Regions from separate parts of the Homo sapiens genome. Here region 1 is linked to region 2. Evidence: chromatin loops called from intact Hi-C (ENCODE). Cell type or tissue: ascending aorta. All regions are shown on one strand. Each heading gives the region's core, and the rest is flanking DNA. Links, peaks and the distances in the headings are about the cores only.

Region 1 (2,910 bases), core at 173-2,672, 85 kb before region 2:
CAGGTAGCTGCACACTCCAAAATGTTCCTTTGAAAAAGAGAATTGAAGCCAGGGCAAACATATCATGCTGAGTGATGGGTACAGAGGGAGTAGGGAGTTCCTGGTAAACATTGTCTCTGGAAATATACCAGAATGAATCACTCTTTTAATATCATTATTCCAGCGATACCTTTGACAATTATTATTTAATTTTGTTTCTAAATCAAACAAAAGTTTTGAGTTGCTTTCTCTTCTCCTTTCTCATTTTCTTAGAATGAGCAGTGCTGTGTAAGATAGTGAGTGTGCACACATATACACACACACGCATTTGGAGTTTTTCTTTCCAACAGAGAGAATTCTGCGCTATAAACTCTCCTTCAGTTAGATTATATACAAGTGTTGACTTTCAATTCATACCTCTGATATGAGTCATTGAGTGCTCTGATTCTTAGTTTATTTGTGCTGCTTTCAGTAAAATGGATTGAATGTGGGGTTATCCAACCATGGTGTGGTGCCTTGCTGCCTCTGACACGGGGCTGATGAGATCTGAGTGCTTGGCACTATCTTACAGGAATGTCAAAATCAGATTTGGTCGGTAGCCAGCTTTCTACCTTCTCTGGAACATGGAGAGAACATCTGGGAAAAAGCTCAACTTATTACCCACAGCCCCAGACATTCCCATACCACCTCATCTCTCAGAACCTGACTCCACCCTGCTAACTGGCCTTGTGTACCGCTTCCATAGCTGACCATGGTCACGAACCTGCTTTAACATCTTATCTTTGTCTTAGAGGCGTTATACAGAATCATGGCTCAATTTTTCAAAGCTCACAACAAAACCACAATATCTATTTCTAAATTAAAAATTCAGATTTCCAGACTTCCCTAGCTACTGTATCTTCTCCCTCTCTTTTGGAGAAATTGTCTTTCAACATCTCCTCCAGAGTTGAGAGTTTTAAACCCATCCTCCGGGACAGGCTTCAGGGGTTCTCTGAATCCTCTTTCACATTCTGTGTAAACTTCTCTGTGTTTATGAGCCTTTGTCTATATTTCTGGAGGGAAGGCCCACCTGTTTATCAGATACTCATAGTGACCCTAAGGCCTCTCATGGGTTAAAAAATCTGTTACAGAGATTTCCCATGATTTTGAAGGCAGAAAGGATCTGAGATAGTGCTTAATTGAAACTCTCATTTCACATACAGGGAAACTGAGGCCCATAGAGATATAATTCTTTTTCTCAGACCAGTGCAACAAGGTAGTGACATCATAGCATGGGAGTCCAGAAGCAAAAATTTGATATTTTTTAAACTTGTAAATACCTTCCATTGTTCCTCATCTCACCTAAGATTGGATTCTGGGAAGCCTGGTAATTTGTGCACAGGGAGTAAGGAGGTTAGATGACTGTCTTTTGGAAGAACTGTTTTTCTCCTTTGCTTTTTTGGTAATTTACTCTGAAAGCTGGTAGGTATTTTATTTCCAGACTTGTTCAGAAAATCCTGTTCACGCTGTTAAAGTCTTTGCCCATGCAAATACCCAGTGCTGTTCTTGGCCAGCAGGAACCGTCACACTGGGACGTTGCTCCATTGTGCGTGTGTGCACGTTTCCAGGCATGTGCGCAAGTGTGCACTTGGTAATGCAATTGCAAAGCAAACTGCAAATGCCCATAATAGGAATCAAGAGAAAAGTCTCAAGTTAGACTTTTGTTTAACACTTGGCTTCCTAGAAGTTTGTAAAGAAGGTGTCTGTTTAGGGAAAGCCTTATTAAGCCTGGATGGTTGCCCTTAGCAAATGAAAGTGTTGACTAAACCTTGCTCTCTGTTGTGAAATGTAAGTCTAGTGAAATTCAAACACATTGTAAATTTACTAATCAGCTGTAATCAAAGTAGAGGGATATAAATACTCCCAGAGGGTGGCTCCCTGTGAGGACAACTGATGAGGTGACTTGGGAGGCCGTGGGTGGCTCTTAGGAGAGTTAAGGATGTCCATGGCCATCCCTGCTCCAGCATGAGCCTGTGTTTGTATGAAAGCACAGACTCCAAAACATCCTAGAAGATAGCTGAGAGAACACCTAGAATGAAACTTGTATTTTACCAGAAAACTAAGCCAAGGTCCCTAGAGAAATGGCTTTGCTTAGGCTTCACACTGTGGCTCAATGGCAGGTCAGAGACGAGGGCCCCACACCTCGGTGTCTAGCCAGGGATCTGGCCCTAGCACCGTGTTGCTGAGTCATGTCGGGCTGCCTAGGGGATGTCGCAGAAGGAGCTCCTGGAGGACACATGCGTTCATCATCTGCTCAAAACTGCACAGCAGGTGAATGGTGACATTGACACATCAGAAAAATAACAGACTGCTTGGAGGGCGACGTGCTAAGCACTTAACGGGAATTATCTTAGTAAGTCTTTACGCCACTGTGATGAAGTAGGTAGCGTTCTCATAATTGCCATTTTACAGATGAGGACACTGAGGTTCTGGGAGGTTAAGAAACTTGCCCAAATGATGTAGTAGGTGGCCAAGCTGGAATTCCAAAGCAAGGATTTGTAAAGATTATGCTAATCAAAACTCCCACTGCCCTTGTCTGTTTTTGTTCTTCCCCTAAAGCATACCTACGTTTTCTTGTCTCAGGGAGCATGATGTGTGAAGGACTTTGGTTCTCATTGGCCAGAGACACCGAGTCCATCTCAGTCTGAAGTCCTGGGATCTGAGATTCCCTGAGTGTGTGGATTCCCTGCTAGGCAGGATGCAGTTTGACTGACGAGTTCCTTTTCTTTTATTTTCTTCTATTTAGCGACTTGCTTTTCCTGATATCCTCTTTTAGGAGGCTGTTAGGCCCCTGGGCCAGAGGCCTTTTATAGCACCCAAAAAATTGCCTTGTAGCAATCTGACAATTTTTTATAATAATTTGGGTCTTATTTCTAAATACAGTAACAATTT
Region 2 (2,910 bases), core at 148-2,647:
TCCCACTTGGCACTAGGCTTTGTTAGACACACTCTCCTCTCCTATGAGGCCAAATCCTCATGTCTCAGTGAAACATTCTAACCTGTCCTTCCTGCACATCGGTCACTGGCTGCTTCCATCGGCCCTGGAGTTTAGTTCAGGTACTCCTGCGGACTTTCCTGCATTATCTGTTGTGCCTCAGGGACCAGGTGGGAAGGTGCTTCTGGAGCCACAGTGCTGAGCCAGGTGCCTTTTCCCTCAGGGAGCTAAAAGGGCCCGCATAGCGCAGTGGGAAATGGATTCCAACTGCTGGGAAGCTGGGAGCTTCTCAGGGAAGAGGCAGCGCAGGAATTGGTCTTTGATGAATAGCAGAATCTGAACAGCAATGGAGGAGAGACCAGAAGGTGAGAGTCCAGGAGGGGCACAGTGTGGGCTGTGCACAGAGGGCAAGGGACCCCATGGGGCCCTGACTTGCTTGCTCTTCTTGGGTTGGTTCATGGGGTGAAGGGCTTGGGGCCTGGGCTCTCCTGTTGAACTGCAAAGAGGTTGAGCAGCATGGCAGTACTACAGGCCCTTCGCCCCTCCAGCCCCCTCCAGTCATGCTCTCCTCTCTGCCCAAAGTCCCTCTCTCCTGCTCATTCTGTTTCAATTTTTTTTGTTTGTTTTTTTTGTTTTTGTTTTTTTTTTAATTTTAGTTTTATTTTGTTTTTAGAGACAGGGTCTTGCTCTCTTCCAGGCTGGAGTGCAGTGACATGATCATAGCTCATTGCAGCCTTGACTTCCATGGGCTTAAGGAATCCTCCTGTCTCAGCCTCTAGAGTAGCTGCAACCTCAGGTGTGTAGCAGTAAACTTGGCAACTTTTCTTGGGGGGGGGGTACAGACAGGGTCTTTTTATGTTGCCCAGGCTGGTCTCAAACTCCTGGCCTTGAGCGATCCTCCCACCTTGGCCTCCCAAAGCGTAAGCCACCATGCCTGCTCTCTGTTTCAATCTTAATCCCAAAGCCTGGTCCATCCTCTGTAGCCAGGAGCTCTTCTCTGCACCTCCAAGTTGGGATAAATAAATGCCACTGCTCTGCACTCACCTCCACTGAGCACTTCCCACACTTCTGATGTGGCAAATGCCAATTAGATAGTCAGGGCACACGGGCCAAACAAGCTCAGCTGAACAGAACCTGTTTAGGTAGACTGGGTATAAACAGCACCTTGAAGGAACTGTAATTCTGGCAGCTTATGGGTACTGAATCCCAAAATGGATTTAAGGGCAACAGCAGCCCATGAAACAGTTGGGGTGAATGAATGAAACACAGCAAAGCAAATCGCCCCTTGGCATTAGTGTGACAGAACCGAGTGCACATTTGGGTTCTTTTGCTTATTAACAAGAAGACTGTGAGAAACTTCTTTTTGTAGCCTTAGTTTTTTTTACTTCATGGAATTCTTGGGTGTACAGTGCCCGGCCACAGCTCCCTAAATGGATCTATTCCTACACGGATGGGCTGCTGTCTGTTTCTGCAGTGCCAGGATGCCTTCTTTCTGGCGCCTCCAGACGGTGACCTAAACCAGCCTGTGAACTGTGCTCAGTTATGTGGGGAACGTCCTGGAGCCAGTTATGTCTGGTGCACCGGCTGCTGGCCCAACTGTGATGAGGTTAAATATAACATCGATGACTTCACGGGAGCCTGCTGGAGCGGCTGTGCCTCCTGGCACGGCGCCTCCTCTGCCCACTGTCCTGTCCACTGGGCACAGAGCGGCCGGCCAGCGGGTGCAGCTCCTCATCTGCAGAGCCTCTAAAGGACCTTCCTGCTCTGAGATGTCGGGATTCCCCCAGAGGCTAACGGGAGAAGGCAGACATCAGAGCTGTGGTTGCCGTTTCTTCCCTTATTTCAGACCCAAGTGTGTGGGCATCACGTCACATATGTTCCAAAGAGTGGTGTGGGCCTTCTGTGAGGGTTAGAAATGGCCCGGTCCAGGGCAGTTCTGGAGCTTGGGTATGGTGGTGGATGGCAGGGCTGGAACCAGAACCGGGTTTCCGGCCTCCTGGTCCTGTGCTGGGCAAGGCACAGTGCCAGGGCAATCCCACCTTGATGGCACCATTACTCATCCCTAGAGTTCACAACACCAGCTCAGGGCCTCGTCATGGTTGCTGCCAGCATTCCGTGCCAGGAGGAGGGACATGGAATAGGCTCATGGGCAACTTCCTTCCTGGGAGACAGTTTTTTGAACAAGCTGAGCTGACCGGGAAGAGTCCCCCGTGTGGTTCTTGGGGCTGAAATAAGTAAAATAATCCCCACCACTAGCCCCAGGAAAAATAAACAAACAAACAGACAAACAGGCAAAATACCCATTACAAAATCTAAAACCCTTCTTTCTTGAAAACGATACTCCTGCTATTGCTGTTCAAGGACCACCTGCGTGCCCCTTGGGGCCCACTGAGCACCTGCCTTCATTCTCTCCTTCATTTACGGACTCGGTCCACCCACACAGCTCACAAACCCAGGTCATCTAGGGCCCTGGATGATGGAGTCCACAGAATAAACCCCACATTCTCCTAGTTGCCACCACTCACCACACCCTCCCGTCCTTATCTTTATTCGACTCAAGAGACCAGCAGTTATCGGGCAAGGTGCAGAGGTTGGTACCGTTGGCTTTTGGGCTTCTGTAATGTGCTAGTCTGGGTTCTGCAATTAGAGTCTAACTTCCGAGAGGGTGGAGACTTCTTTCTGTAACCACATCCCACAGCATCCTGATGAAGAGGGATTTTATGAAGTCTTTATTTAATGTTTTAATAATTATTATATAATAAACAAGAAACTTAAAAAAATTAAAAAAACAGTTGTGCTGTATACGTGATGCAAAGTTTTACCTGAGGAAAAGAAGCTTTATTTCTAGTGAGGAAAATAGTGTAATAGTCACAGCTACCATTTCATGTGACA

Evidence for each region. Peaks named below come from ENCODE experiments on the same cell type or tissue, not always from the same donor. Only the 100,000 strongest peaks of a DNase experiment are listed, where the experiment ranks them.
Region 1: it touches region 2 in a loop (2.3-fold over the local background); 2 of 110 quality-filtered maps call a loop at or near these places.

Annotation. Positions count from the first base shown.
Region 1 is chr2:8,304,337-8,307,246 of GRCh38, reverse strand. The region is part of intron 2 of LINC00299 (long intergenic non-protein coding RNA 299); the gene reads left to right. Among named protein-coding and RNA genes, the nearest start is that of LINC00299, 23 kb to the left of the region's middle. In ascending aorta, for the core only: no CTCF peak of the experiment used is centred there; DNase peaks (open chromatin) are centred at 1,566, 1,946 and 2,096; H3K27ac peaks cover 2,500 bases.
Region 2 is chr2:8,218,944-8,221,853 of GRCh38, reverse strand. The region is part of intron 7 of LINC00299 (long intergenic non-protein coding RNA 299); the gene reads left to right. Among named protein-coding and RNA genes, the nearest start is that of LINC00299, 110 kb to the left of the region's middle. In ascending aorta, for the core only: no CTCF peak of the experiment used is centred there; DNase peaks (open chromatin) are centred at 1,643 and 2,023; H3K27ac peaks cover 2,220 bases.